Regions from separate parts of the Homo sapiens genome. Here region 2 is linked to region 1. Evidence: chromatin loops called from intact Hi-C (ENCODE). Cell type or tissue: endothelial cell of umbilical vein. All regions are shown on one strand. Links, peaks and the distances in the headings refer to the core of each region. The heading gives the core; the rest is flanking DNA. Region 1 overlaps RERE (arginine-glutamic acid dipeptide repeats). Region 2 overlaps RERE (arginine-glutamic acid dipeptide repeats).

What was found. Peaks named below come from ENCODE experiments on the same cell type or tissue, not always from the same donor. Only the 100,000 strongest peaks of a DNase experiment are listed, where the experiment ranks them.
Region 2: it touches region 1 in a loop (3-fold over the local background); 7 of 110 quality-filtered maps call a loop at or near these places.

Annotation. Positions count from the first base shown.
Region 1 is chr1:8,662,964-8,679,274 of GRCh38, reverse strand. The region is part of intron 1 of RERE (arginine-glutamic acid dipeptide repeats); the gene reads left to right. Among named protein-coding and RNA genes, the nearest start is that of RERE, 150 kb to the left of the region's middle. RefSeq lists an enhancer at 14,805-14,854. In endothelial cell of umbilical vein, for the core only: a CTCF peak has its summit at 7,770 (motif pointing right); DNase peaks (open chromatin) are centred at 7,804 and 10,904; H3K27ac peaks cover 435 bases.
Region 2 is chr1:8,593,233-8,609,543 of GRCh38, reverse strand. The region is part of intron 4 of RERE (arginine-glutamic acid dipeptide repeats); the gene reads left to right. Among named protein-coding and RNA genes, the nearest start is that of SNORD128, 110 kb to the right of the region's middle. RefSeq lists enhancers at 5,015-5,154, 5,465-5,564, 10,613-11,112. In endothelial cell of umbilical vein, for the core only: a CTCF peak has its summit at 11,325; DNase peaks (open chromatin) are centred at 6,163, 9,013 and 11,303; H3K27ac peaks cover 3,149 bases.

The DNA of each region.
Region 1 (16,311 bases), core at 3,314-11,313:
TAATCTGTTGCCTTTGTGAGAGTCAAAGATAAAGTCCCCTGGGTTCATGTTTATGCATATTCTTGTACTTGAGGCTATTAGAGTTGATTAAAAGAGAGTGGCTTATTGAGGAAATGAGAATCTTAATATTTGTACTTACCATACATTTAGCTTTAGATCAGCACTGTGGAATAGAACTTTCAGTGGCAATGGAAATGTTCTGTGTCTGTGCTGTCCAGTGTGGTAGCTGCTAGCCACATGTAGCTAGTAAGCACCTGAAATGTGGCTAGTGTGACCTAGAAAGTACATTTTAAAAATTTTATTTAATTGAAATTTATTTAAATAGCCATGTAGATAGTGACTACTATACTGGACAGCATGGCCCTAGATTAAAGTTCTTAAGTGGGTCATATGGCTGTAAGAGGAATAATATCTGAGAGCATTCTCTTATGTCTAGACATTTTGTGGTTTTGTGGACACATGATTATTTCTACATTTTTTCTTTAGAGAAAGTTGGAATGGAAAGGGGAATGTAAAGACTATTAGCATGTGAGTTGGAGAGTTATAATTTACTTTTTGTATTTTTATTTTTATTTTTTTGGAGATGGAGTCTCGCTCTGTCGCCCAGGCTAGAGTGCAGTGGTACGATCTCGGCTCACTGCAACCTCCGCCTCCCTGCAACCTCCGCCTCCCTGCAACCTCCGCCTCCCAGGTTCAATCGATTCGGTTCCTGATTCTCCTGCCTCAGCTTCCCGAGTAGGGACTACAGGCGCGTGCCACCATGCCTGGCTAATTTTTTTTTTTTTTGTATTTTTAGTAGAGATGGGGTTTCACCATGTTAGCCAGGATGGTTTTGATCTCCTGACCTCGGGATTGCCCGCCTTGGCCTCCCAAAATGCTAGGATTATAGGCGTGAGCTACTGTGTCTGGCCCCATAATTTAATTTTTAAAACAAAAGACCCAAAAGTCGCCTGTTTTTTTTAAGTATTTAAGAAAAACGTTAATGAAAACCATATTGTTTTTACTTAAGAATCTGTGCCCTTTGATTATAAAAGAGGAAAGCTTGTTAGTGAATAATGAAAAATGAAATCTAATAAATTGATTTTATTCATGACCAAATATTTCATTACTTTCAGAGGTAAATGTGGCACAGTTCCTGTTCTCGTGGATCTGAACAGCAACCAGGAGACCATGCTTCTGCAGCCTGAGAAGGGTTGGCTTGGGAAACCAGGCTTCCGGAGGGCTGCAGGCCCTTTGGAGGGATATGAGGAGTCAAGGCAGGCTTCTTGAGTAGAACAAACAACTCTTCCTGTTAAGCAATACAAACAAATAGTTTTTCTGGGACCAGATTGATGTGTTTTAGATACTGTTTTCTGCAAAATGTTTATTGCTTGCCTCTGTGCTGTGGAATTCTAAAGATGTGAATAACATGGTTTGTCATCAGCAGTGTTGAGGTTTATTGAGCATCTTGTATCTGCTAGCATTGTGTGGATTGGTAAGTTTGCATGGATTATTTTGCTTATTCCTCACAACTCCATGAGATACGTCATATTATTATCTTCATTTTGTCAGTGAAGAAACTGAAGTCTAGACAGAGAAATTGACTAGCTCATGTTTACAAAACTAGCAAGGACAAGGGTATGTTCTGTCAGTGGAGCCCTACAGAGAAGGGTGAGGGGAGATGGTACATGAAACATATGAATTAGTGAATAATAAGGTTTTTACGTTATTCTTATGTTAGAACGCTAACCTGTGAAATACTGACCGTGTGATTACAAAAGGAATTAAGGAATGGCATGGCATGGGTTGGAAGCATCAACAATTTCTTTTTTTTTTTTTTTCTTTTCTTTCTTTCTTTTTTTTTTTTTTTGAGACGGAGACTCACTCTGTCGCCCAGGCTGGAGTGCAGTGGCGTGATCTCGGCTCACTGCAACCTCTGCCTCCCGGGTTTAAGCAGTTCTGCCTCAGCCTCCCAAGTAGCTGGGATTACAGGCACGTGCCACCACGCCTGGCTAATTTTGTATTTTTAATAGAGACAGGGTTTTACCATGTTGGCCAGGCTGGTCTCGAACTCCTGATCTCAGGGGATCCACCTGCCTTGGCCTCCCATAGTGCTGGGATTACAGATGGGAGCCACCATGCCCAGCCAAATTACTTTTCTGACACTTGAAGTGGATGTGAATGGTGTGCATTTATCAAAAACCCCTCTTGGGCTAGTGGCAAGGACGCATGAGCAAAGGTGAAAGGGTGAGCTCAAGCACAGGGGATCTGTAGAGAAGGCTTGTATTGGAGAGTCAAGGGGGAGGCTGTTTAGGGAGGACTGGAGGAGTGGTTTCTTGAAGGAGGAAATTGGGCCTGACATGATTTTTCTTTGTAAGTTTTTGAATGAAGATATTAAAAACTGAGACAAATGTAGGTGGCATTTGCAGAGAGCAGGAACTGAGGTCTAGGACAAATGAGGGCGCTTTGAATGGAGAAAAAGATTCACAGAACTGCCTCAGACGTTTTCCTCCAGTTCAAGTTAGTGACCAGCAATAACTGCCCTATTTGGTACTCATCCCTGTGGGTGGTTGGAACTCCCTGGGGACCACAGAGGGATTCTGCCTTTGTCCCTAGTTTGGAGCCTGGGTTGTGATGAGGGCTCATTGAGGGCAGAGATACTTTTGCCTTGGGACCCTAAGGTGGTTTTAGGCATTAAGAGTCTCTTTTTCCTTGAGTTTCTGGTATTCCTTCTTGGTAGTTTAGTTTATGAACATTTTGATTTAATGTCACACTTGGGAGGTGACACCTCTCTCATTGCTGTCAGGTTCTTCTTTTTTTTTTAGTGTAAAAAAATATGTGACTTACTTTAGTCCTTCAGCTTGCCATTTAAGAATGTTTTGTGACAGAATCATTCTTTACATGGTTCTTCATGTGAGCTGAGTCTCTAAGGTGAAAAGAAAGGTCAGTTGGGCTTTTTTGGATTACTTTTCTGAAACCCCATCAGTAGATAAGGCACATATTGATGTGACAGATGTCAGATTCCCACTGAGAACTCCTAAGATAGTTAAGTGCAGTTAAATTGTAAGATTTGTGTTATTCTAATCTGTGACTCACATTCTATTCTAAGGAAGAGACTTGGCATTGATCATTTATAAGTTTTGTAATGTGGAGATGAATTACACTGGGAAATTTACTGTGGGTATTTAATTTTGTTGATTACTAACTTGTTGAACAGTTTTCTTACATATAGACTTCATAGACCCTTTATATGGTAATATATAGTGTAAACCTTAAGAGTCCAAGTTGAGGATCTCAAATCCAAAAATACGATATCTGAAATGCTTCAAAATTCAAAACTTTTTGGGTGCTAAGATGATGCTCAAAAGAAATGCTCATTGGACCATTTCAGATTTTCTGATTTGAGATGCTCAACCAGTAAGTATAATACAAGTATTCCAAAATCTGAAAATACCTAAAATTTGAAACTGCTCTGGTCCCAAGCATTTCAAATAAGGGATACTCAACCTGTATGTATGTATGTATGTATGTATGTATGTATGTATGTATGTATGTATATATGTATGTATTTTGAGTCGGAGTTTCGCTCTTGTCGCCCAGGCTGGAGTGCAGTGGTGTGATCTCAGTTCGCTGCAACCTCTGCCTCCCAAGTTCAAGTGATTCTCCTTCCTCAGCTTCCCAAGTAGCTGGGATTACAGGTGCCCACCAACACACCTGGCTAATCCTCCCGAGTAGCTGGAACCACAGGTGCTTGCCACCACGCCTGTCTAATTTTTGTATTTTTTTTTTTTTTTTTTTTTGTAGAGATGGGGTTTTGCGACGTTGCCCAGGTTGGTCTTGAACTCCTGGGCTTAAGCAATCTGCCAACTTTGGCCTCCCAAAGTGTTTGGGATTACAGGCATGAGCCACCATTCTGGGCCTTTTCTGCACAATTCTGATACTCTCTGATATTCTAAAAATGCTTTTTATCTGTATCATATCATGTCATTTGTTTATTTAAAACTATATCGAAAGTGACAGGCCTATATATAGGGAAGAAAGCAGCACATATCATAACCAGCTGATTTAAAAAAACACTGTAATTTACCAGTTGCTGAAAATGGCACGTCTCTAGGCAGTTAGTCATATTGTTAGTCACTTTAGAATGTGCAAGGTAAAGCAGGGAGGAGAGAAAAGAGGGATCTGTGCATTCCCCCAGGGCCCCATGGATTTGATCAAATTAACTTTAATCAGAAGTGGCAGTTTTTCCACTGAAAGCTTTTGAGAAGACCTCTGTTTGCTGAAGTGAGAAAGGGGATTTCTCTGGAGAATGCTGTTTTAACTGTGTGCTCCATTTACATTTCAGCCTCCCAGGTTGCATTTGTCAGTTGCTTTTGGGATTTATGTTCTCTGGTAGTGTATATTGCCTTTTTTCCAGGTGAGCTGAAGGGTCACTAGAGACTAGAGTTCTTCAGTATATGCTTACGTTGGGCACCAAACTGAGCTTCTGATATTTTTGTGGTTGTGGAGTATGAAATGATTACTTTGCTTGTAAAATGAAGTATGAGTATGTAAAATGGAGTATGAAATGCGTATTTTTCCTTGACAACAAAATTGAGGAAGTTTGTCAAGTCAACATTGGGGCACTTGACTTTAAACAGTTGGAATACAGACCTTATTTAATCTAGCAGTTGCTCTACTGTCTTTATTTTACACTATATGAGATGGAAGCTTAGAAAGAAATAGCTGTGTGGTATTGATTAAGCCTTGCCAACACAAGACCAGTACAAGTGTTGTTGGGAGATCCGCTGGCTTGCGGAAGAAATGGAGTCTCTGCCTCCTTCAGTCCTGCTTGGTGTTATCACAGTTATTGTTTGTATGTGTGATCCTATTCAGTTATTTTCATATTTAAGAAAACTTATTTGGTAAACCTCTGAAGACGTAGCTGTTTTTTTGTTTTTTTAATCCTGAAAAAGAAGTATGTATTACTTTCCTTCTGATGATAATGTCCAGGTCCATAAATCAAAGGCTCTCTTTTAGCCTTGTGATATTTAACAGGCCTGTGTTAATAATTTATAAATGTCAAGATGAGGCCTCTCTTAGGCCATTGATCTATGGAAAAAGCTGCAACTTTGCACATATTATTTAATGAAAGCTTGCATTTTACATTTGCTATAGATTTAATTTGGGTATGTTTTGTTATAAATGGGAGCTAAATAATACCAAAGAATAAATATTACAATTTTAATAATTTGAATATTTTTAATATGAAAATATTTATTTTTGAGATAGGTCTTATTCTGTTGCCCAGGCTGGAGTGCAGTGGTGCAATTATGGCTCACTGTTGCCTCAACCTCCCAGGCTCAAGTGAGCCACCCACCTCAGCCTCTAGAGTAGCTGGGATTATAAGCCTTTGCCACCAGGTGCCCAGCTAATTTGTGTAGTTTTTGTAGAGATGGGATTTGGCCATGATCTCAAACTCCTGGGCTCGAGTGATCTACCTGCCTTGGCTCCCAAAGTGCTGCGATTACAGGCATGAGCCACTGCGCCAGCCAAAAAATATTATAGCCTTAAGCTTTTTCACTCCATTTTTTACAGAAACATGATACTTGACTTTTTCTTATTTTGGCACTTCTGTTTTGGAGCCCTTTGTTTATTTCACAAATAAATGCTTTTCTCAGTAATGACCTTCTTTCCAAGATCTTGACAGATGCTTGCTTTAGAGGGGAATCATATTTATGTTGAAAACCCATGACATAGACTTGAAGACATTCTCTTTTTTATTCCCAGGTAGGCATTGTCAGGGGGTATGAATTTTTATTAGAGAATATGTTACATGGTAAACAGGACTGGAGTGTATTGTCTGTGATATGGGGTCATTATATCATCCTTGAGAGCTTGTTGTAATAAATTAAGCTCCTGGCTGGGCACAGTGGCTCACGCCTGTAATCCCAGCACTTTGGGAGGCCGAGGCAGGTGGATCACCTGAGGTCAGGAGTTCGAGACCAGCCTGGCCAACGTGGTGAAACCCTGTCTGTACTAAAAATACAAAAATTAGCCGGGTGTGGTGGCGGGCACCTGTAATCCCAGCTACTTGATAGGCTGAGGCAGGAGAATTGCTTTAACCTGGGAGGTGGAGGTTGCAGTGAGCTGAGATCGTGCCATTGAACTGCCTGGGTGACGAGAGTGAAACTCTGTCTCAAAATAAATAAATAAATAAATGAATTAGGCTCCTCTAAATGATAAAAGTTATTTTATTCTTGAATGTATGGCTGTTTTCCTTATCAGGAGGGTAGAAATGAAAACCTTTTCTTCCCTCCATCTGATTCTAGTCATTCTGTCCTCCGATTCTAATTACTGCTGATTAAATATTTAAAGAGCTTTGTTTGTTTGTTTTGCAGATAGAATTGGTATTTTACCCTGAGCAAATAGTATTAAAGATTTTGTTTGTTTGTTTGGTAGTAAACATCTGATACAAGGATGCTGGCATATTCTTGAGTTTTTTTTTGTTGTTGCTGTTGCTGCATGGAGACACTGTAAAGTGTGAAGTTACAATAAGATTGACATATTGATTGAGTCCAGAAGCCAAGTATATCTGAGGCTGAATAACCATAAAGGTTATTGTTGACACCTGCAGTAGTAATTTTAAGTGACATTTTTGAAGGTATGCGCCATTCTTTGCTTTTTCATAGTTTCCTTTTTCCACTTGCAGTGAAGAAATGTGTTTGCACAGGAGTAGATAGAAAGTGATGGAATAATACTGCATTTTCTCTCGTTGCTGGAAACATCTTCCCTGTCATTAGCCAGAATTTGATAATTTGATCTCTTTAAATTAGATTTCCAGGCTGAGCATGGTGGCTCACACCTGTAGCCCAGGATTTTGGGAGGCCATGGTGTGAGGACTGCTTGAGCTCAGGAGTTTGAGACTAGCCTGGGAAACCTAGCAAGATCCCTTCTCTACAGAAATTAAGGAAACTTAGCCAGGTGTGGTGATACGTACCTGTAGTCCCAGCTACTCTGGAGGTAAAGGTGGGAGGATTGCTTGAGCCTAGGACATGGAGGCTGCAGTGAGCCATGATCATGCCTTGGCATCGCAGCCTGGGTGACAGAGGGAGACGCTGACTCAAAAAAACAAACAAAAAATATATTTCCGGAGTGAGATTATTCTTTTTTTCTTTTTAAAAATTATTATTTATTTTTTGTGGAGATATGGGAGCTTGCTATGTTGCCCACGCTGGTCTCAAACTCCTGGCCTGTAGTGATGATCCTCCTGCCTCAGCCTCCCAAAGTGCTAGATAGAATTTTAGGGATGAGCCACCACGCCCGGCTGAGATGTTTTTTCTAAATCTAGCAGCTTTCCCCTTTCTCTTACAGATGTAATCATATATTTCTCATGATAATGCTCACAGATTTTGGATCCAGTTTTACCTTTTCATATCACTTACTTTAAAACAGTGTGCCTTCCTGAGACATATAAATGTTGCTCTATTTGAATTATTTCGGATTCAAATTGTGGTACCAGCTAAATATCACTAGCGAACCCATTAAATTTCATTTTTTCTAGAGTTGAACTTTGTTTTAAATTCATATAATTAGTCACTACATGTTTTCTTTTTCTCTTTTCACATGGACATTAAAAATTTTAATTTAGGCCCTCAGAAATGTTAACAAAGCTAATTTTTAAATCTGACAACTCTTTTTAGAATTAATTTACAAGGCAAGAATCTTTCAAATAGTTTTTCCTTCCTTAATTCGTTAGCCCAGAAGGACCTGGCAAAAGTCATTTGGACAGCTGGTGTATTTCCCTGTGAAACAGCAGGGGGAGGTGTTTCCATCCTATGTGTCTTCTAGCGTGGAAATCAGCCAGGAAGGACTTCAGCGGTTTGGATTTTATTAAATGCAGTATTTGGTAACATCATTAATACAGAAGTTGTCCATAGGCACCCGTTTCCTATGTAGACGGCTTCTCTGTGAATAAAAAAGTGTATTCTTTTCAGAGCATCGTCATGTAGTCTTTCCATCATTCTACCATTTCAACTTCATTGGCAGTTTACAGAACGTTTTTGGCCTGTCCATAATATTCATTGCAAAGCATTCTTTGCCATCTTGAATATTTCATCCCTAGTAGTTTGTTTTGATACCATCCAGCCCCATGGTTATTAGTACTTGTGCACTGAGGACTCCTAGATTTAGGTCTAGCCCAGAGCTTTCTGACCACTCAACACATACATCTTAATACATTCCAACAGAATTCCCAGTTTTTGTTCTCTTTGCATGTCAGTAAATGACTGTAGTTGCTTGGATTTAAACCTTATTGTCTTCCTTGGCCTCCTTTTTTCTCACACCACGTGCGCTCTGTTAGCCACTTCTGAGGGCTAGAATCTGACCACTGCTTAACACCTTCACTGCTACGACCTTGCCTGAGTTGTTTCCTAAGGAGCCAGAGGGAGTCTGTTAAAATGTACCTCGGATTGTTACTTCTCTATGCAAAACTCCACCATGGCTTTTCCCTTATTTGAGTAAGTACTGAGCTATCTCTCCATCTCCAATTCTTCTTGCGCTCACTGCTTCAGCCACCATGTCCCTTTGCTGTTGCCTGGACATGCCAGGCATGCTTCTGCCTGAGTCAGAACTTTGTGCTTGCTTTTCTCTCTGCCCAGAATGCTTTCCCCCACTTTAACCATGTAACTTGCACCTTGCTTCGTTTAGGTCCAGTGATCCCTTGCCAGTGATTACCTTAAATTGATGACCTCTCCATGGCCATTGCCCAGCTTTATTTTTTTTCTATAGCACATCTTATGGCCAACTTACAGACTGTGTCTGTAGTAATCTACTTGTTTGTTTATTGTCTGCTCTCTCCCCCACTAGATTGTAATCTCTCTGAGGTTAGAGATTGTGTGTGTTCTGGACATAGCTCCTAGGCCACCTAGTATGAACTCAGTAAACATTTGCTGAAATAATGGGGGAACTGACAGAATCTCCTCTGGAGATTGATGTTTATTTGATGATCAGTGTTATAACTACATTTAAGTGTTATGTTCTAGGTCCTGGGACTTCTCCTGCCCTCCCTGGTTAGTTACTAGTTGCTGGCATCTTAATTGAGTTGTTCTAGTGGCTCTTCTGCTTTTCTTTTTGAATGACATCAGGTTAACAGAGAGAGCAGGGTTAATACATTTGGTCAACCTAGAATCACACCCAGTTAGAATGGCTCAGACATAGAAAACAGCAAATTGAATTTTGACTGAGACTTGTGTTTTTAGTCAGAGCCAGTTTGCCTTTTATCTTAGACTTAGAGATTCTAAGTGTTTAAAAGAGCTGCTCCGATGAGTTTTGTGGTTCCATTTTTCCTTTGATATAATTTGTACCTGTGGATTAGAAGTGCATTTTGAATGCTTTTGATTTTTTTCTATAGGTGTGAAGTGTAATTGTATTAAGTTAAATATAAAATTCACCCTGTCATTTCCTTTCATCACACGCTGAGAGCTTATGTGCCATGGTTGCAAATTACTTTGAATCTTAGAGCTTTGCAAACTGAAAGAAACCCTGTCCAACTTAATCTACTTTTGAACATGCTATACAGAGATAGTAAGCCTGACCAAGAATTCCTGTATATTAAAGATTACCGTGGTCCAAAGAAGGCTCTCTTTCATTCTCAGCATTACGTGAAATAAAACTCTACTAGTTTAATTGACTGTGTTTTTACAGCTTTAAAAGGTGGTTTTTCTCAGTTGCAGAGGTAAAGCTCATCCTTGTGAATTTCGTAGCCAGATGCACCTTTGTTTGGCTGTAGTGAAGCCTGAGCTTTTTCTTGTTAGTTTGTAATTCAGTTGCTGCTGCTGCTGTGTGTTTGTTTTTAAAACAGCTTTGTTGAGATATAATTCACATGTCATATAATTTACCTATTTAAAGTGTACAATTGGCTGGGCATGGTGGCTTATGCCTGTAATCCCAGCATTTTGGAGGCCAAGGCGGGCGGATTGCTGGAGGGCAAGGCAAGCAGATTGCTTGAGCCCAGGAATTTGAAACCAGCCTGGGCAACACAGTGAAACCCCATCTTTGCAGAATACAAAAAAATTAGCCGGGTGTGGTGGCATACACCTATAATCCCAGCTACTGGAGAGGCCGAGTTGGGGGGGGTATTGCTTGAGCCCGGTAGGTCAAGGCTGCAGTGAGCCGTGATCACGCATGCCACTGCACTCCAGCCTGGGTGACAGAGTGAGACCCTGTCTTAAAAACACAACACACACACACACACACACACACACACACACACACACACACACACACACACAGAGTTGAGTGCATTTTAGAATATTCACAGAAGACAGAGTGAGACCCTGTCTTAAAAACACAACACACACACACACACACACACACACACACACACACACAGAGTTTAGTGCATTTTAGAATATTCACAGATACTGGCAACTATCACCACAATCAATTTTAGGGCATTTTCATCATTCCCAGAAGCAGCCCCATAACCATAGCAGTTACTCTGTATTTACCCTTGCAACCCTAGGCAACAAGTAATCTGCTCTCTGTCCCTATGGATCTGTCTTTTCTGTACATTTATTACAAGTGGAATCATATAGTATCTAATCTTTTGTGACTGGCTCTTTTCATTTAGCATAATGTTTTCAAGGTTCACCCATGTTGTAACATATATCTGTACCTCATTTCTTATTGCTGGATATTTTATTGTGTGTATGTATACTACACTTTATTTACCCATCTGCTTGTGTTTTGCATTTATCTTTTCCACTTGGTTTTCTGTTTACAGCCATGCTTTGGGAAAGTGAGTTTAGGGATTCTTTTCCCCTTTCAAGATCAGGGATTTGGTTTCATCGGCATTTGGCTTCCCTTGCCCTTGGCATTTGTGGACACCAGGTTTTCTCTTTAGTTGTGTGACAGCGGAAGCTTCCACTTGACCCCATGACCAGAGCAGGTCACCTATGAGTAATTCTGTTCCTAGCAAGCTTCAGGACTTGCCAGTAAACAACAGAATTTTCAGGATATTTGATTATGTTCTCCTAATTCACCCTCAAACATCTGTGGAATTACTGTTTCAAGCAATACTTTGAATTTGTCTAGTTTATTTCAGAGAACAAAGAACATGGCAGACTATAGTTTTCGTAATGGTGTTTTATGGATTGCATATTAGTGAAGCATAATTTTGCATGAAGCAACACAGATGCTTAACCCTTTGAAATCTCTGCAATAGGCAAATAATTTGTTTAAAGCAGTAGTTCTCAACTGTGGGCATATTTGCTCCCCAGGGGATATGTGGCAGTATCTGGAGATATTTTTGTAGTTCTCACTGGAGCAGTGGGTTGCGTTGTTAGAATCTGTATGGGTTGAGGCCAGGAATGCTGCGAAATATCCTACAATGCACAGGATAGCCCCCCACAACAAAAAATTATCTGTCCCCAAATGTTAATTGTAGTTCAGTTGAGAAGCCCTGTTTAGAGTGAGCAGTGTATTTCCCTTAACCTGCTGAGTAGAAGAGACACAACTGTTGGCAGTGTACAAGCTAACTGTATATAATTGGAAAAGCTTCACATTTAAAAGTATATGAAAGCAGTTATTTGTATGAATGAGTTTGTGTGGGTTTTGTTGTTGTTGTTGTTGTTTTTTGAGACGGAGTCTTGCTCTGTTGCCCAGGCTGGAGTGCAGTGGCGCCATCTTGGCTCACTGCAACCTCTGCCTCTCAGGTTCAAGCAATTCTCCTGCCTCAGCCTCCCAAGTAGCTGGAATTACAGGCACGTGCCACCATGCCCAGCTAATTTTTTGTATTTTTAGTAGAGATGGGATTTCGCCATGTGGGCCAGGCTCGTCTCAAATTCTTGACCTCAGGTGATCCTCCTGCCTCGGCCCCCCGAACATGCTGGGATTACAGGCATGAGCCACCACACCTAGCCGAGTTTGTGTGTTTTTTAAAGAAAGACAGGATTTTAAATTTTTATTGGAAACCTCCTGGGGCACCTCATCTTTGGGAATTTTTGCTTCAAATAATAAAGATTATATATCGTTTCTTACTTGGTTTTAATTGGGTTGTTAATTGTAGCCTTGAGTTTTGCTGTTTTGGGTACTTTTGCACCCTCTGCAGTGGTCTTGTGTTTTGTTATTAGTATGTCTTTTTGGAAGAAATTGAGAAGCCTTATTTATTAGAGTCTTTTAATCTTAGTTCTCTCAGTTGTTTCCCCAAAGCTCAAAGGAGATGAGGAAGTGCTACTATCAGCATTAAACCCAGTCCTCATTAAAGGGTTTATTTTTTGCTGCCTTCTGCTCTGATACCACAAAGGCTGCTCTTTGAATTTGACCTGGGCATCCCATTGCAGTTATTTAGGTTCCTTAAATAAGCCGTATATTCTGAGAATGAGTATATAAACTCTTAGCAGGATTGATTGAGTTTACTCATTAACCTCAGAGGTAGAGAATCGTGCAGGGGTATATGTAGCTCTTTGCTTATGTGGTTGGTTTGGGTCAGGTGGAAGAACTTTAAAACATGGAAAAACTCTCAATACCACATAACTTTCAGATAAAAAGCTGTTTTATTTCTGTCTGAGTTTGCAGATCTGCTGACTTCATATTTCAGTGATATCTTGCAGCTTCATCTGCAATTCTCTGGCATATTTTGAAGTATTCTCTACATCAGGTTACTGTTTATGAGAATGCCTTACTTCTTATTCAGTGAATACAAGTGTTAGAGTGACATTTCCCTTTCCAGAGCAAAAGCCATTACGTCTTCTTTCCCAGGCATGTTGATATGAAAGGCAACAGGAAAGGAAAATTGATTTCCCTTTGGAAGCAAGTCGCCCAGCTGTAGGGTGCCTGTTTGGTTTTCTGCTGCATGCTGGCTGCAGCTGCTTCTCTTGGAGGCAGGGCTAGCAGAGTAAGATGTTCATGTAGGTCTTCCACACGTGGACTGTCTCCTTGCCTTGTGTTCCTAAAGGAGGATGCTAACACATTTTTTGGATACACAATAAATGCAGAAATGGCACAGGCAAAAGTACTTGAGGTACCTCGGTTCCTTACTTAGGCTCTCAGAGAATATGGATTTGAAAGTAAGTTTGTTTGGCCGACACTAACAACTCTTGGTGGAAAACATCTCCTACTGCCAGATAAGATGAATGTTCCTAGACTGCTCTTTTCATCTCAGTAGCCTGGCAGCACCTTTTTCACTTAACCTACTGTATTGGATAACTCGGCTTTTAAGGCCATGTCATTTAAGGCAGGATGGCTTTGTGGTTAAGCATATAGGCTCTGGAGTCAGCTGCTTGGGTTCATATCCTAGGTCTCACACATAGTTGTGTGAGTTTGGTCAACTTGCTCAGCCTCTCAGTGCTTACTTTTGCATTGATAAGATATACATAACAGTAGTACTGACTGAATAAGGGTATAGCTAGGATATATGACCTGGCTTTCATATGTTTTTCCTGCATGGTTATTTGTTGTGTCTTTTTTCTCTCTCAGATGTATCCAGTTTGGATCATAAATTACATTGTCACCTTTGTTATAGTGAAGATTAAATGAGTTAACATGTGTAAAGTGCTTAGTGCATATTAAGTGCCCAGTGAGTGTTGGCTGCTTTATTATTTTGGGGGCATTCCATTATCCCTTCCACCTGCTCTACTTAAATTTACTTTGTACTGCTCTTTTTCCCCTGTAGCTGCTATTTAACTGAACACTCTCTTAAGTGAAGTTCCTCCCACCTGGACTGTCTTTCGCCTTCTCTTTGCGTCTCCTTATCCTACTCATGGTTTATGAACCAAATCAAGTACCTCTTCAGTTATTTATTCATGAAATATTTTCTTTCCCCAACACAAGTCTCATCATAATGCCCTCTTTACTGATCCAACGTATGTGTGAGAGGGTGGGAAGGAAGAAGAAATAATTTATTATTCCTCTTTCTGTGCCAGGCAGTGAGTTAAGGAATTGGAAATACAGCAAAGGGCAAAAAACAGTCAAGGGTCAGTCCCTCAAGGAACTTCTAGCTGGGAGGTGGAGATAGAAGCTAACCAAATCACACAAGTAAATGTAAAGTTACAGTTGTGGAAAATGCTATGAAGGGAATTTAACCTGTTTTGAACAAGAAAGCTATCCTCAGGACGTTGCTGTTGAGCTATGACTTGAAGGAAGGGTAGGAGGCACCTAGGCCAGACGAAGAGCATTACAAAGGGTAGGAAGAACCTTAGCAAAGGACTCTGGGTAGGAAGGAGTGTGGTGTGTTCTGGGAACTGAGGGAGGGATAGTGTGGCTGGGTGTAGACTGAAAGACAGTGCTGAGAGATGAAGCGAAAAAAGGATAAGCACCTTGCAGATCATGATAAGGATTTGGATTTTTAATGTACCAAAGTGAAGAGTCACTGACGTATTGTAAAGTGGGGATTGACATAATGTCATTAGCCTTTTTAAAGGAACACCCTGGCTGCAGTACAGTAAAATAATTGTAGGAGTTCAGAGGAGTGGATTTGAAGAGACTAATCAAGAACCTGATTCAAGTGGTCCAGGAAAGCCATACTAGTAGATTGAACTAAGATTTGTGATGTTGGAGGTGTTTGGAGGTATAAGTTTGAGAGAAATTTATAAGGTAACAATGAGATAATTTGTTGATGATGGGATGTAGGGATTAAAGAGAGGAGACAGGAGGATTGCTTGAGCCCAGGAGTTCAAGACTAGCCTGGGCAACAAAATGAGACCCTGTCTCTACAAAAAATTTTAAAAATTAGCCAGGCATGGTGGTGCACGCAGAGTATGCCTTTGGTTTGGGCATGTTGAGGTACCTTTGAGATATCCAAGAAGAGACCCCAGGTGAACAGTTTTCACATGTGTCTGAAGCTGAAGGGGAGATCTGGTAGACATGTACTTGTGTGGATCCTCCTGTGTGTCCTGGTATCTGATTGGTGATGAACGCATTATATATGAGATTGGCCAGGTAGAAAGTAGAGGATGAGAAAAGAGGGAGTGCCCCAACAGAACTTCTACACTGGTTGGCCTAGTATAAGAAGTGGAGGGAGCAGTTAGATAGGCCCTGGAGAGGATCGTGTCTAGAAAGTGAAAGGAAAAGAGGCCTTCCAGGAGGGTGTGTGGCCAGCCCCTGTCAGCTGCTACTGAATAATCAAATAATGATGAGGAAAATGCTCTCCTGAATTTGCTGCAGAGAGGAAATTGCTTGAGTGGGAGTTGCTTCACGGAATATGACATGGTAGACATGGTCCTTGCCTTTGTGGACTTTGCAGTTAGTGGGGAAGTGATGTAAGTTAACAACTGATAACACTAGTGGGATCAATGAGGGCCATTTTACAGGCAGGATTGGGGGGCAAAGAGAAGGCTGGACTCTGGGTAGGTCTGGGAGGCCTCCTGGAATTGGAGAGCAGAAACACTGGAGACTCTGAGGGTCAGTAGAAGGTACACAGACAAAGGGGCGGGGAACAGTATTCCCAGCAGTTGGGTTCTAGGGACTGAAGGAGTGTCTTGAGGCAGCAGGAGGAGCATGCAGGAGGGGTGGAGGTGGAAGCAGTAGGGGAGAGGTGAGGCTGGAGAGGTGAAGGGGCAGCCCCATAATCTTTGAAAAGGAATAGTGGGCATTGTATGCTTTAAATGAATTGTATGCTTTAAATGGTGATTCATATGGAACGTGAATTATATCTGAATTGAGCTATTATGAAAAAAAGTGGTGGGACGTCAGATATGCTGGCTGGCTGGCTGCACTGGAGGACAGATGGGAGGAAGGCTAAGGCAAACAATGTTTTGTAGTCACAAAGATCTGTTAGAAAGCAGTTGTATTCATCTGCATGAGGGATGATGATGGCTTGAAGTAGGTAAGCTAAGATTCAGTTGGAGCAGTGGGTCCATTACAGAGGTGTTCAGGATGTGTCTGGTAGACTAAGTGCTAAGCAAAAATGCCTAGAGTATGGTCAGGCATTTGAAAAATATAAGTATGTCTTACTGTGGTTGAGTGAGGAAGAATTAACTGGAGGACTTCGCTCACTGTATTTAGTCAAAAGTCAAACATCCTAACAAATAGCCTGGCTTGAGCAATGGAGATGAGTAGAGCTTGAGGATTGGGAACTCAGGAGGGAGGGGCAGATTTCCATGGATAAGTGAATTTTACATGACCCAAGAGGAAATATTTTTAATTTTTTTCTTCATTTGTAGTTAATTCTCCATGATTTGTTTCTTAATCATGGAACTGGATAGATTTTACCCCCGCCCAAATAGTTAAGTTTCTTGAGGATAGGGGTGTTTTGGCTACCTTTATATCTTCCATAGCTTATTATCTACCATAGTAGATGTAAATCATGACTGAAATAAATACATATTATTGATATTTTACATTTGTAAAGCA
Region 2 (16,311 bases), core at 5,529-13,528, 72 kb after region 1:
TCGATAAAGATCATGAGAGATTGCTTTTTATATTTGATTTTAGTGAAAGATATTAAGATGGCTGGATTTTCAGAAGAATTGCTAATACAAATGTTGGGATTAATCCAGCTACCCTAAATGAAAGATGATTACTAGCTGTCGACTTATAATGTAACAAATTAAGAAAGTTCTGAAAGCACCCAGCTGACCTATAATGCCAAGGCTGACTGCTACTGGCATCAGAGAACCCGGCTGGGCCTGCTTTCAGCTCTGTTCCTTTCACCTGGAGCAGTTGTCCCCATAAAAGCTAATTGTCAGTTAATTTATTCCTTTTTTTTTTTTTTTGGGAGACAGGGTCTTGCTCTTTTGCCCAGGCTGGAGAGCAGTGGTGCAGTCTCAACTCACTGCAGCCTCCGCCTCCCGGGTTCAAGCAGTTCTCTTGCCTCAGCCTCCTGAGTAGCTGAGATTACAGGCGTGTGCCACCACACCTGGCTAATTTTTGTATTTTTAGTAGAGATAGGGTTTCACCATGTTGGCCAGGCTGATCTTGAACTCCTGACCTCAGGTGATCTCCTGCCTCGGCCTCCCAAAGTGCTGGGATTACAGGAATGAGCCACCATGCCTGGCCTAATTTTTGTATTTTTAGTAGAGACAGGGTTTCACCATGTTGGCCAGGCTGGTCTCAAACTGACCTCAAGTGATCTTCCCGCCTTGGGTTCCCAAAGTGTTGGGATTACAGGCGTGAGCCACTGTGCCCAGTCAATTTATTCTTAAGACTGTCTTTTCATCATATTCATCATCTTTTTTCCAAAAGGGGCATCAAGCCGCATTTTTAGATCACAAATATCAATAAACCTATGCTTTTATAACTGCCTACGATTTAAATGCCTTTTTGTTTCCATAGGCATATATTAGATTTAATGATCCTTTGCAAGTTTTATTGAGCTTCTTGTTCTTTCAGGGATAGTGCATTGCTCTTTATTACTTACAGGCACTGTTAGGACTTTCAGCCCTGCCTTTCTTGGGGTGTTTCATGTTTTGGGGTTTTTTTGTTGATTTTACAGACAGGGTCTCACTCTGTCACCCAGGCAGGGGTGTAGTGGCACCATTCTGGCTCACTGCAGCCCCAACCTCCTGGGCTCAGGTGATTCTCCTTTCTCAGCTTCTCATGTAGCTAGGACTATAGGTGTATGCTACCTAAAATTTAAAAATTTTTTAAATTTTTGTAGAGACAGGGTCTCCCTATGTTGCCCAGGCTGGTCTTGAACTCCTGGACTCAAGGGATCCTCCTGTGTCAGTACCCCAAAGTGCTAAGATTACAAAGCCACTTGGCACAGCCCTTGTTCCGTACTAGTTGATTGAAAAAATATCTGAACAGCTGGGTGTGGTGGCTCATGCCTATAATCCCAGCACCTTGGGAGGCTGAGGAGAGAGGAGTGCTTGAGGCCAGGAGTTCAAGACCAGGTTGAACTGGTCAGACCAGTCTCTGACCAGACCCTGTCTCTACAGAAAGTAAAAAAAACAAAAACAAAAACGTTAGGCTGGGTGTGGTGGCTCACACCTATAATCCCAGCGCTTTGGGAGGCCGAGGTGGGTGGATCACTTGAAGTCAGGAGTTCGAGGCCAACCTGGCCAACATGGCAAAACCTTGTCTCTACTAAAAATACAAAAATTAGCCAGGCGTGGTGGCGGGCGCCTGTAATCTCAGCTACTTAGGAAGTTGAGGCAGGAGAATCGCTTGAACTCAGGAGGAAGAGGTTCCAGTGAGCCGAGATCACACCACTGCACTCAAGCCTGGGCAACAGAGCCAGACTCCATCTCAAAAAAAAAAAAAAAAAAGCCAGATATGGTGTTGTGTGGCTGTGATAGTACCAGGCTCTAGTACCAGCTACTTGGGAGGCTGAGGCAGGAGGATTACTTGAACTCAGAAGTTCAAGGTTACAGTGAGCCAAGATCACACCACTGCACTGCAGCCTCGACGACAGAGCGAGACTCCGTCTCAAAAAAAAAAAAAAAAAAAAAAAAAAAAAGAAATATATATAAAAACAAATATGCGGGGCTTCTCCTAGGCTTTATTTTTAGCAATAGAATTGCCAAAGACATTTCAGGCCATGGAAGTAAGCTTGTGGTTTTACTTATTCTAACTTTGTTTTTAGGATATCGTAGTATTTTTTGATGGGAATATCTTTTTTTTTTTTTTTTGGAGACAGGGTATCTCCCTGTGTCACCCAGGCTGGAGTGCAGTGGCCTGATAATGGCTCACTGCAGCCTCAACCTCCCAGTCGCAGATGATCCTCCTACCTCAGCCTCCTGAGTAGCCGGGAATACAGGCGCCTGCCACCATACCCAGCTAATTTTTAAATTTTTTTAGAGACGGGGCTTTGCCACATTGCCCAGGCTGGTCTCGAACTCTTGGGCTCAAAGAATTCACCTGCCTCAGTCTCTGAAAGGGTTAGGGTTACAATTGTGAGCCACTGCGTCTGGCCGGCAATATCTTCTATAAATATCAAGGCCTTCAATGGAAGAAGAGATGGTACTCTTTCCCAAGGATATTAAATGTTTCTAAGGACTGGAGTGAAGTTGAAGTAATACACTTAAAGTTAATCCTTTTTTAGAGTCTATATAAATTATTATGCCTGGTGCCTGGAAGTTGCATTTTCAGTTCTTATCTTTGATCTCATGTTTTACGATTAGATCGTATCAGGTACTTTTCCTATCCCCTTAAAATGAATGTAGTTTTTCCCTCTTGTCCCAAAATGTATTCTCTAAATGAAAATTTGAGAATAGAAAATCTTAGATTTTCAGCCTGTAAATAGCTTTTGTGTTCTTTTTTAGGAACTAGTAACCTATTTTCAAGAAACATGCTGTGTTAAAGGACAGAAGTGTGTGTCCTTTAAATCATGCTAGCTGATTAAAAGTTTGTTACTCTATTCCTCCCACCTTTTGGCTTTTCCCTCCTCATCCCATTGACATTCTTAAGATGGAAGGAAAAAGGCCTATTTTTTAGCTTGATTAAAACTTAATAGCTGAAGTAACCAAAACATTCATAAAATGAGGAGATTGAAACTGCTTACAGATATAATTTTTCTCTGGAGCATCCTAAATATTTATTCCTTGGTAATTTTTTTTTAAAGTATGTATATTAGTACTACTAGCCATTAGTAAATTTTAGTTATAGCTTTCCTCCCTTTCACTTAAATTTCCTGGAACATAAATTGGAAAATTTTTAAAATTTAGAATCTGTCTTGAATTTTTTGAGGTGACAGCTAGGTAGACATTAAAAGTAGATAGAATTTTTAAATCTTGAAAATAGAAATTATATTAAAAATGTTCTTTGTCACCTGTATCTGGAAGTTTGAAAGGTCGTGTAATTTCAACCATATTACATGGTAATTGGTGGAAAATAGTTGGATACTAGCTTCACCTATGTAATGTAAAACTTTGGTATTGGCTGGGTGTGGTAACCCATGCCTGTAATCTCAACACTTTGGGCGGCCAAGACTGGAGGATTGCTTGAACCTAGGGGTTTGAGACCAGCCTGGGCAACAAAGAAAGACCTTGTTTCTACAAAAAATTCAAAAGTTATCTGCTACTTTTAGGGCTGAGGTGGGAGGATTGTTTGAGCCCAGGAGGCTGAGGCTGCAGTGTGCTATAATCATGCCACTGTATTCCAGCCTGGGTGACAGAGTGAGACGCTGTCTCAAAAAAAAAAAAAAAAAGTTTGGTATTTAACACTTAAATTTGTTTTCTGCTGCCAGTAATGGAGATAATCTATTATCACTTTTTTTAGGGGTTTTTTTTTTTTTTTTTTTTTTTTTTGGAGATGGGGTCTTGCTCTGTTGCCCAGGATGGAGTGCAATGGCATGATTTTGGCATGATCACCTGCCTCCCGGATTCAGGTGATTCTCCTGCCTCAGCTTCCCAAGTAGCTGAGATTACAGTCACGTGCCACCACACCTGGCTAATTTTTGTATTTTTTGTAGAGATGGGGTTTTACCACATTGGCCAGGGTGGTCTCGAAGTCCTGACCTCAGGTGATCCACCCGCCTCAGCCTCCCAATCCAATCACCCTGGGATTACAGGGGTGAGCCACCGCACCCGTCCTTTAGTTACCTCTTAAAGTAAGTTGGGAAGGCCAGGCTCAGTGGCTCACATCTGTAATCCCAGCACTTTGGGAGGCTGAGGCAGGTGGATCACAAGGTCAGGAGATTGAGACCATACTGGATAACACGATGAAACCTCATCTCTACTAAAAATACAAAAAATTAGCAGGGCATGGTGGCATGTGCCTGTAGTCCCAGCTACTTGGGAGGCTGAAGCAGGAGAATTGCTTGAATCAGGGAGGTGGAGGTTGCAGTGAGATCATGCCATCGCACCCCAACCTGGGCGACAGAGCGAGACTCCGTCTTGCGGGAAAAAAAAGAAAAAAGTTGGGAAAGAGTTGATTTGTCCTGTTTTTCAAGGGAATAACTGTAGATTTCACTTTACTGAAATTAGTTAGAGACATTGTTATATTGACTGACAAGAGATTTCGTGGTACAATTTCCCACTGATCCATTAGGATTACAAAAAATTATCAGCTGTATGGGTGGCAAACACTTTTCTTCAGATTTTTCTTCAGTAAGATAAACCTCAATTCCAAGCATCACAGATTTTCTTGAAGCAGAAACTGTGCCTTACAAAAGTTTAGCACAGAAGCAGATGTTTTATGTAGTAGTGGAAGGGTTTAGAAATTGTTGTGTGGTCAGTTGTTTGGACTTCAGAATGCATTTCTCTATAAACATAAACAGGTTTTTTTTTGGCAAGTTCGTAAATGCTAGTTTGAATTTGTAATGTAGAGAAATACAGAAAGATCGTTCCTTTATTGCCCACCTTACAGATATGTGGACTTCCTTCCTTCCTTCCTTCCTTCCTTCCTTCCTTCCTTCCTTCCTTCCTTCCTCCCTCCCTCCCTCCCTCCCTCCCTTCCTTCCTTCCTTCCTTCCTTCTTTTTTTAAACTCCTCAGCTTGCTATTGACTGGTACCTCCTCTTCCCCCACAACAAAACAAAACTGAAAACCAGCCGACCTCCTCTGTGTGGAGATGGAGCTCTGCCTCTGCCCTCCTTTCAGAGGCCTCTGCCTCATCCTTTTCCATTTCCTATCCCACCTCTACCTCTTAACACGTCTCAGCCTGCTGTCTATTCTTTTTAGTTTTTGTTTTTAACTTTCTATTTGAAAATAATTTCAGACTTACAGAGAAGTTGAAAGAGTAGTTCAGGGAACTGCAGTATACCCTTCCCCCAGATCATGGAGGTAGTTAAAAAACCTCACGTTTTTACTGTTAAAATCATAGTATCGGTTTGAATCATGTTGGTTACCCATTGACTAGTTGTACGATCAGGTGACTTAATCTTTCAGAGTCCCACTGTCTTCACATGTAAGATGAGAATACTGATTCATTTGTTCCAGAGTCAAACCCAGGAATCCATACTCCTTTGAAGCACTTCTCAGGAGATTCTGATGGATGGCCAGCATTAGCAAATGAAGGCTTGTCCCCAACTCCAGTAACTAGTGTAAAAGTAGATCTGATCTTGTCCTTTGCAGCATGTGGAACTTCTTCTTTTTTCTTTTCTTTTTTTTTTTTTGAGACAGGGTCTCGCTTTGTCACCCACCTAGAGTACAGTGGCATGTTCAGGGCTCACTACAGCCTCGGCCTCTCTGTCTCAACCTCCTGAGTAGCTGGGACTACAGGCACGGGCCACCATGCCCTGCTAATTTTAAAATTTTTTGTAAAGACAGGGTCTCCTCCTTATGTTGCTTACGTTGAGGATGTGGAACTTCTGATGCAGTTCCAGGGTCTTTCATGTTTTTGAAACTTGAGTATGTTTACTTCAAAAATAGTTTTTGTGTTCTTCTATATTACTTAATTTCCTCCCTTCCCCAATACACAAATTAGGTATAATTTGTGTGCTTATATCCCTAATGCAGCTATAAAAGGCAGTTTATAAATTAATTTCAAACCAAACTACAAAACCAATAAAGTTCTGACTACCAACATTAATTTAATAGACTGGGCGATGATGTTGTGAAATAAGTAGCCGCTTGTGATGTAACTGTTACTGCTTCCTTATGGCCCATGTTCTTGGATGCTGGGATGGTGCCTGGTTTGTGTAGACGGCTGGATTCCTTGTAATGACTCGGTTTTCCTGTTGCTTTTCTTTCAGTTATTGCCACTCAGAAACCATCAGTGTAAATACAGCTTGCCATGAAGTGACTTTGCCTTTGTTTGGCATAAATGTGCCCTTGGCACATTGAGGCCATCTTGTTTATTTACCAGCTTGTGATAATTATGGTAGTACTACTTAGTTATATGTAAACTTAGAGCCAAAATCTTGTGCCTCTGAACTCTATTAATGAAGTTGTAAAACATGTAATTCCAAAAATGGATGTTAAAAATATTAAGGTATACATTGAAATGAAAAATAAAAGTGAGCCTCTCCTCTCCACCTCCCACTTCCAGTCATCTCTCGCTTCTGCCTGAGAGGCACTGTCAGCCAGCATCATTCTCACATCATGCCTCTGTACGTGTCTGTCCTCTTAGCTAGATTAAGAGAAGGGGCTGTGTTTCATTCACCTTTTTGTCCCCAGTGTCTGGAACAGCTCCTGGTTCAGAGAAATTGCCCCCTATCCATTGTATTGATAGTTTGTTTTAATTACAAGACAGAAAAGTCAGATTGATTTTTTTTTTAATCAGATGAAGAAATATTTCTTTTAAACCAATAAATTAAATGCATGGGACTGTTAACACAAAGGATAGCACTTAATACTGTCAAGAGAAAGATTGGCCAATACTAGCCAGAAAAATCTGCTGTGTGTAAGTTTTTTGGTTTTGTTTTTGTTTTTTAAAACGGAAGTGACTGTTGGGTGTCTCTCCACCTTGCTTTCTACCTCCCTTGTAAAGGAGAGGGGCACGAAACCAAACAAGTATTCCTGGCTATAGTTTTAGTAATTTTAGTGGGTAGACATCGGTATATAGCTCAAGTTTAGTTTTTTTTTTTTCTTTTTTTTTCCCCTGAACTATTGGAATTCTTATGGGCTTCTATAACTTATAAAACATATACATGCATATAAATTTTCCAGTGAACATAGCGTGAGGCTGTTTTATTATGTTTTCTTTTCCTTTTTTTTTTTTTGAGATGGAGTCTAACTCTTGTCACCAGGCTGGAGTGCAGTGGCGCAGTCTCAGCTCACTGCAGCGTTCACCTCCCAGGTTCAAGTGATTCTCCTGCCTCAGCCTCCCGAGTAGCTGGGACTACAGGCGCCCGCCACCACGCCTGGCTGATTTTTTTGTATTTTTAGTAGAGACGGGGTTTCACCATGTTGGCCAGGATGGTCTCGATCGCTTGACCTTGTAATCCACCCACTTCGGCCTCCCAAAGTGTTGGGATTACAGGCATGAGCCACCGCACCCAGACTGCTTTTCATTTCTTTATGTTTGGCCATTATGTAATGCTGATTTTTGGCCTTTCGAATTTTTATTAGAGAGAAGGGTACTGTGCTTTTACAACAGGTAAATGATTGCCACACAAAGGGTGCACTTTTGTTGTGAGGCTGCTGCCCTTGGTTGCAGCCTACAGACAGTGAAGTTTCTCTTCGATGCCTGATTAGAATGGAGAGCGCTGCTGCACTGCCATAGGGCCTTGTTAACGATGGATAGTTTGGATGGAAAGGCAGAAGGACCTAAAAAGGCAGCTGTCAAATGCCTTCGGTTCTCTCTAATAGAAGATGTGTGTCTGTGTGTGTGTTTGTGTGTGTGTGTGTGTGTGTGTGTGTGTGTGTGTGTGTGTTGACCTTGGACATGATGGCAGTTGGGATTAAGGTATCTCAATCCAAAGGATCATGGAAGGAAGATGTGTGTGTGTGTGTGTGTGTGTGTGTGTGTGTGTGTGTGTGTGTGGTGACCTTGGACATGAAGGCAGTTGGGATTAAGGTATCTCAATCCAAAGGATCATGGAAGGATGTTTGGGAATAACATCTTAAGGCAAATTACCAGCATAAATGATTGCTCCCACCTCCCACTCTCAAACAGTCTTGTCACCACAGTGACACCCACTGTCACGTGGTCTGTACCCCCCACTCCCTGGAAGGGGGTACTAATTATTCACAGCAACAGTGATAATGGATAGTAGGGTAGTGTAACTGGATTGGGGAACATTCCTCTCAGTGATGTAGTTTGATTTGTACTTGAATTAAAAAGTATTGGCTTGGCCAGGCATGGTGGCTCATCCCTGTAATCCCAGCACTTTGGGAGGCTGAGGAGGGTGGGTCACTGGAGGTCAGGAGTTGGAAACCAGCCTGGCCCACATGGTGAAACCCCATCTCTACTAAAAATACAAAACAGCCGGGCATGGTGGCGCACGCTAGTAATCCCAGCAACTTGGGAGGCTGAGGCAGGAGAACTGCTTGAACCCAGAAGGTGGAGGTTGCAGCAAGCCAAGATCACACCACTGCACTCCAACCTGGCTGACATAGCAAGACTCTGTCTCAAAAAAAAAAAAAAAAAAAAGTTTGGGAGACCGAGGCAGGCGGATCACAAGGTCAGGAGATAGAGACCATCTTGGCTAACACGGTGAAACCCCGTCTCTACTAAAAATACAAAAAATTAGCCGGGCATGGTGGCGGGCACCTGTAGTCCCAGCTACTCGGGAGGCTGAGGCAGGAGAATGGTGTGAACCCTGGAGGCGGAGCTTGCAGTGAGCCGAGATTGCACCACTGCACTCCAGCCTGGGTGACACAGCAAGATTCTGTCTCAAAAAAAAAAAAAAAAAAAAAAGTATTGGCTTGTTTTCAGTGTAATTTTTTCTGTGTTTTGAGTACTTTTTTAGTATTTAAAGATGCAGGGACACTTTTGAATTAATATTACTGCTAACTTTAGTATTTGGTTAATTTTCTCTGGAAGGTGGGGGACTTTCTGATCTTCCTATGTCAGGATAAGGAAATAATGACTGATTTCGCTATCACTTCCCCCTGGCTTTTTCTTTTGTTACTGGCATTGTCTTGGATATATTACAAATATCCACAGATGTCCAGAGAATTGGCACAGCTATTATTATGATTTTCAATCTGCTCTTAAGATACTGAGCAGATTTCTTAACAAACAAGTTGGAAATGCACAAAGATATCTGATGAATTGTTAAAAAATTCTTAAAGAAAAACAGCTGGCAAATGGTAATTGATAGATAGATGTGTTTAATCTGTAGGACTTGAAGTGCTGCTATGGTGTATTAGTCTGTTCTCAGGCCACTAATTAAGACATACGGAGACTGGGTGATTTTTATAAAGGAAAGAGGTTTAATGGACTCTCACAGTTCCATGTGGCTGGGTAGGCCTCACAATCATGGTGGAAGGCAAAGGAGAAGCAAAGGCACATCTTAAATGGTGGCAGACAAGAGAGTTTGTGCAGGGAAACTCCCATTTATGAAACCATCAGATGTTGTGAGACGTATTCTCTACCATGAGAACAGTGTGAGGGAAACCGCCGCCGTGATCCATTTATCTCCACCCAGCCCCCGTCCTTGGCACGTGGGCATTATTACAGTTCAAAGTCAGATTTGGGTGGGACACAGCCAACCATATAATATGGTTACTGTGGTTTAAGTAGGCAGACACATCTGTGAGACCAGGAGTTTCTCTACAAATGGATGAGGAATGGCACAGAATCCTAGGTGACAGTTTAAGGATTGCATGGCAGAAAAGGCTCTGTGATTAAATTCTCTGATGTTGTCACTGAGCTGTAAGGCTGGAGATAAGACTGTCTCCTTCTGCTGAAAATAAGAATCAATACTCACTCCTTGATGGGCTAAACTATTAAAAAGAGCCCTTCTTACAATGTTTCATTATCTGGGATTTGCCTCAGCTGGTGATTTGTTGGTGGCACAGGGAGATTTGTGAGGCATTTCATATTAAAATTAGTCAGTAGCCGGTGAATCCCTTTAGATAATTCTCTTCCGTTTTACAGTGCTCCTGAATAGATTTGTGATTTATTTTTGCCTAAGTAGCTTTGTGTTTTTTTGGAATTATTAAAAGAGGGTTGGACATCTATACACTTTTTTTAACCTTGTTTTTCCTCATATTCTCTGTGTTTAACAGTTTAGTATTGGCCTTAGCAAAAAACATCAAATATATTTGCGTGGTACATTGACCTGACACTTGATTAACACACGTTGAACTTGATGTTTTTCCCGTATGAAGGAAGTTATACAAGAAGTTGGCCTTGCTTTTTTCGTTGATTTTAACCGTGGACAGGGTTGGGGTTGTTAATTGTTAGGTGGCTGGTAGGATTTCAGCTCCTCGATTGAAAAAGAAAAACAGCCCATCTCGTGAACCTCAGTGACCAAAAGAAATGGTCACTGTGTCATTTGGGTGCTTGTTGTGTCTCATCCCAGTGTAGTGTGATGGCTAGGGAGCAAAGAGAAGGCGAGCCTCTGAGGGTGACCCCTGCCCCGCTGTCCGCCAGGCTGGGAGAAGTTCTGCAGGAGGTCCTGTCATGGGCAGTGCTTACTGGGCTTGTCAGTTGGAACAGCACAATTGCAGTCTGCTGGGGGATGTTTGCAGCCTTCTGCCTTCTGTCTAAGGAGAGTTAAGACTCTCTACTTCAGTGTTTTGAAGTCAGTGCTGTGGTATATTTACATTCTGCTGGTGGAGACAGTACTGTTCATGAAAGATTTTTTGGTTCAGCCTCAGGAAGAGTATGGGCAAAGCTGTGTTAGAAGACGTTGATCTCTGTAGCAAAACCATGAGGTGAGGCTAAAGAACAGTGTAATCTCACATTTCTGCTTCCCTGAAAAACTCATCAGATTTAAAAATCCTTTTCTCTGGCATGGAGGGGAGAGGGTTGAGTGGGAAGGGAGACTGATTAACAAAGGACAGAAAGAGACAGAGGTCTTTGAAATCCAGATGGTCGACTTCTAGTAACAGAGCATTGGATGTGGTTTCTGTGTGTGGAATCCAGCCCTGGTGGGTGTCCAGCTGCCATGAGAGGCTGTGGAGTGAGGGAGGACCGTCCTGGAAGAAACAGAGTCAGGTCTGGTTCCTGTGTGAGAGTCATTGGAGAGAACCGTGCTGCCTCAGAACGGTGCAACCCACCCAGCACCCAGCTCCGTGACGTTGCTTCTGCTGGAGGGCCGGGAATGCCCTTCACGTCCCACCTGTCACCTGCTGGAATCAGCGCCATCTTCTCATAGGTGGTTAACTGTTTTCTCTTCTCTCCAGTGTGTTCCTGGTTGGATGTTTCCTGTTTCCCCTACCAGATTCACAGCTCGTATGTTCGTTCCTGCTTAGTCCATGGGAGGGAGTCTGGGAGCAAGAGCGAGGTGGCAGTACAGCAGGCTGGCTTGCTGTACGCTTTATAATTCCAGCGAGGAAATCTTTCGAATACACACTTGCATTCTGTCACAGTAATGTGGAGAACACATCTAGGGTTTTCAGCTTGTTTTATTCAGCTGCCTGGAGTAGTTAAAATTTTTCTGAGCATATTGCTTCCCCCAACCCCATGAGGCGGGAAAGAGATGTTTAGAGACATATTTCTCTTTTAGGAAGAAATGCAGAACCACTGAGACCTGGACAACTGTTGGTCTTATTTTCTGCTTGGATGAGATACCTTCCTGCTATTTCTTAAGGAAATATAGTTATCCATCCTCACAGTCACAGCTGAATACCAGGCAGTTGGTTGAGTAGTGAGTTCTTCTGGAAGATGGACGGGAAAACTGTCAACAGGATTGATCATTAAAAAAAAAAAATCCAGTGAAATGTTTATTTAAAAAATTAATTGAACTCCCTTGCTTTTAGAGACTTGACTATTGTCCAGATCAGATCTTGTTTCGAGTGTGCACATTCATATATAACAGGGCTGTGAATCAGACTGGGAAAGCCTGTGCTGCAGACATTCTTCCCTCCCCATGACAGCAAACACAGGACAGGGGGTTCTTAGCACGTTGTCAGATAAATTCTTTTCTATCTGCGTGTTTTAATTATGGAATTTTAATGTTGATTTTCATTCTGTTTTCCAATCCCATATATTTTTTCCTTCTCATTGGCTTATTGTGTGGGTTATCATTTCAGTGACCTGGTTTGACAAGAGGCAACACAAATTTCTTTGAGAATTCAAATGTCCATTTAAAAATTAGCATCAGGGGCTGGGCACAGTGGCTCACACCTGTAATCCTGGCACTTTGGGAGGCTGAGGCAGCGGGTGGATTGCTTGAGTTCAGGAGTTCGAGACCAGCCTGGGCAACATGGCAAAACCCCGTCACTATAAATAATATAAAAATTAGCTGGGCATGGTGGCACACACCTCTAGTCCCAGCTGCTTAGGAGGCTGAGGCCAGAGGGATCAGTTGAACCTGGGATGCTGAGGCTGCAGTGAGCCACGATCACGCCACTGCGCTCTGGCCTGGGTGACAAAGGAAGTCCCTGTCTCAAAAAAAAAAAAAAATCAGCATCAGTACAAATTAAATGATTAAGCATTTGCTGTTTTAACTACATATGAGAGAGATAACCCAGTTAACTTTTCCTTTTATTGGCTCGTGCCCTGGGCATCTGTCATGTTAATGCTTTTGACCTTTCTTAAAGATTATTAAAGGTGAAATTTCTTGCAGGTCAGGGGGATTTGTACTTGAACACCACCAGGTACCTTGTGGCAGCGCTGTTTCCAAAGATAGACACGCTGTGTGGTAAATCTTTTCAGTTAATTCATTAGAGAAAATTGTTTTCTGGCCAGGTGTGTTAGCTCACACCTATAATCCCAGCACTTTGGGGAGTTGGAGATGGGAGGATCACTTGAGGCCAGGAGTTTGAGACCAGCCCTGGCAACTTAGCAAGACCTTGTCTCTACCAGAAAAAAAAAAAAAAAAGCCAGACATGGTAGCTTGTGGCTATAGTCCCAACTACTTGGGAGGCCACAGACAAGAGAATTGCTTGAGCATAGGAGGTCCAGGTTATAGTGAGCTTATGATTGTACTACTATACCCCAGCCTGGGTAACAGAGCAAGACCCTTAGTTAAATTAAAAGAGAGAGAGAAAGAGTAATTTATTTTCCTACAGACTAGGTTTGTCTGTAAGAGAAAATATCAGTGCAATTCACTGGATTTTAATGTCATATTCTGACTTGTGTCTGAGAAACTGATTGGAGATGGTTTGTATTTGGGTCAGCTTTTTAAAAGACAAATCTTATGTCTCATGAATTAAGACTACATGTGTATACACAGCAAAGTGTTTATGAGGCAGAAAGCTTGCTCCTACCAGTTTCTAGAGGAGAGCTATCCTGTTTTTTGCTGCTGCTCAGCCAGCTGATTCTGAACATTCTTACTATTGGTTATTTTTGTACTCAGGGACAGCAAGCTTTTCCTATTAGGGGCCAGATAGTTTTTTCAGTTTTATTTTCTGTATGGCAACTACTCAACTTAGCCATAGACAATTTGTAAACAAATGAGCATGACTGTGTAGCCGTGTTTCAGTGAAACTTTATTTTACTGAATCACTTTATTTCTAGTGGATCAGTAGAGTCCAGGTGGTGTCTGGACATGGCCTGTGGGCCTGTAGTTTGCTGAAGCCTGAGCTGGTATAAACTTTTGGGGATTAGTGCCCTGAAGGAGTCACTCCAAAACTTACTTGCTTTCTTCATTGTAGCCTTGTGCCTGTGTAAGGTTTGAGGGTCATTTGCAGAGTTAGTGGGAATTGCATTTCTTCTTTCCTATATTATTTGAGTTGATGCATCCTTTTTTAAAATATATCTATATCTCTACCAATACATCCCTCTAACCACTCCTCCTTCCATTAATTGTTTTTTGTATAGTGTACTAGTGGATAGGTATTGTAAGAACTCATTTTTACTAATGATCTTTAAGGATTTTTATAACATGTTTAAATGCTAGGAGCAATTAAATATTGCTTAAACATGCTTTTTCATCTTTTTTCTTTGGCAGTTTGTTTCTGAAGGGAAAATATGACAGGAAAATATGTACATAATAAAATACAATTAAAATAATACATTAAAATAAATACATAAAATACATAAATACATAAAAATAAATACATTAAAATAATACATAAAAATAAAACATTAATAATAAAATACATTAAAGTTTGTCTGAATTTTTCTTGTGTGTGTGTACTTTTTTTAATGTTGTAACAAAATATTCAGGACAACAGAAAAGTTTTTATTGGTATTTAATGATAAATATAACTTTTCTGTTTAATATTTAACAGTTAAGTATGGATATGGACAAATGCTTTAGCATTTTTTTTTTCAGATGAAATAAAATGGTTGATACCCACATAGGCAAAGAAATTTTACCCAAAGAAAAGTTAGTCCACAGTCACAGATAACATGGTAGATCCAAACCAGCAGCTTTTTTTTTTTTTTTTTGGACACGGTCTTGCTCTGTCACCTAGGCTGGAATGAGTGGTGTGATCATAGAGCACTGCAGCCTTAAGCTCCTGGGCTCAAGCGATCCTCCTGCCTCAGCCTTTTGAGTAGCTGGGACCACACAAGCACATGCCACCACACCTGGCTAATTTTGTAATGTTTTGTAGAGATGAAGTCTCACTATGTTGCCCAGGCTGGTATCAGGCTCCTGGCCTCAAATGATCCTCCTGCCTTGGCCTCCCAAGGCACTGGGATTAACAGGTGTGAGCCACTGTGCCTGGCCCCCGCAGCTTTTTAATAATATGCTTTTGCTCATCAGGGCCTCCTGGAAGTGAGTGGGGATGGCTCTCTGCCAACCTTCTTTACCATCAAAAGAATGGTTCAGAGCGCATCTGATTGCCAGTGATTCTCAGAAGTCTTATTTATGCTAAAGGATAATATGTTACTATTAACCATGACATTATTATTCAAACTGTCTTAAACATTATTATTTATTAATATATTGTATTTACATCTAGTATTAGTTGAGACTATATGTTATATGTAGAGGCTCAAATGTTGAGACTATATTGTAGTATTTGCTCATAGTTCACTTGCTATATTGCTGGCTAAATTATTATAAAAATTGTCTGTGGTTTCTGCGCCTCTGTCTACTTTCACAGATGCTTTGTTACCACTGTAAAATGCAGTACATTCTCACTGTAGCCATTAAATCTGATTTTATATTAACTAGTTGACTGTGACATTTTTGTTGTATCTTTCTACCCAGTGGCATACACATTTTATGTAGTTTGTTGTAAGTACACACCTCTGATCATTTACAGCGTATTTTATGTACAGTCGTGATGAGATGATTTCACTTCATGGAGAGGTGAGTTGTTTTGGAAAGGGTACCTAGCTGGCTTTTGTTTGCGGGTCTATACTTGCTGGCTGTGTTACTTTAGACAAGCTATTTAACCTTTTAGGACATTAGTTTCCATAGCTGTCAAACCAAAATAATACCCATGCTACATGCTTCATAGGGTTATTCTCATGTGAGAATAAAAAGCGATAATGTAGTGCTGTGACATTTTTGTAGTGGTCTGCAAAATGGGAGCGTCAGTTGTTGTTCGGATTGGCTGTTTATTATATAACCCCAAATCGTAGTTGTTTAAGATAAACATCTATGTTCTCATATAAAATGAGGTGTTTTCAGGGTGTGCTGCCCCGGGTTGGTAGAGTGACCTAAACCTCAGGTATCTAGTCTCCTCCTGTCTGCCCCGGTGCATGGTTTTCTTCTCAAGGTCTCGCCATGGTCCCAGATGGTGGCTGGAGCCACAGCCCCTAAAGTCCATGCTCTAGACCAGTGCTATTCAAATGGTGGCTCACCAATAGGACTGTTTGCTACCAGTCCACCAGGAGATGAATAGAGAAGCTGAAAGTATCTGTTTAGAAACTTTTCTAGCCGTTTAACATTGTAAAAATCACTGCTCTGCAGTGGATTGGGGGACACTGGTCCTCCATCCCAGCCAGGCAGCTGAAGGAGGGTGTATTAGTCTGTTCTCATGCTGCTAATAAAGCCATACCTGAGACTGGGTCATTTATAAAGGAAAGAGGTTTAATTGGCTCACAGTTGCACATGGCTGGGGAGGCCTCACAATCATGGCAAATAAGGAGGCAAATAAGGAGCAAAGTCATGTTTTACATGGTGGCAGGCAAGAGAACGTGTGCAGGGGAACTCCCCTTTATAAAACAATCAGATCTCATGAGACGTATTCACTATCACAAGAACAGCACACGAAAGACCCACCCCCATGATTCAGTCACCTCCCACTGGCTCTTTCCCACAACACATGGGAATTATGGGAGCTACAATTCAAGATGAGATTTGGGTGGGGACACAGCTGACCCTTATCAGAGGGGCACACAGCAAAAGCTATTTTAGGC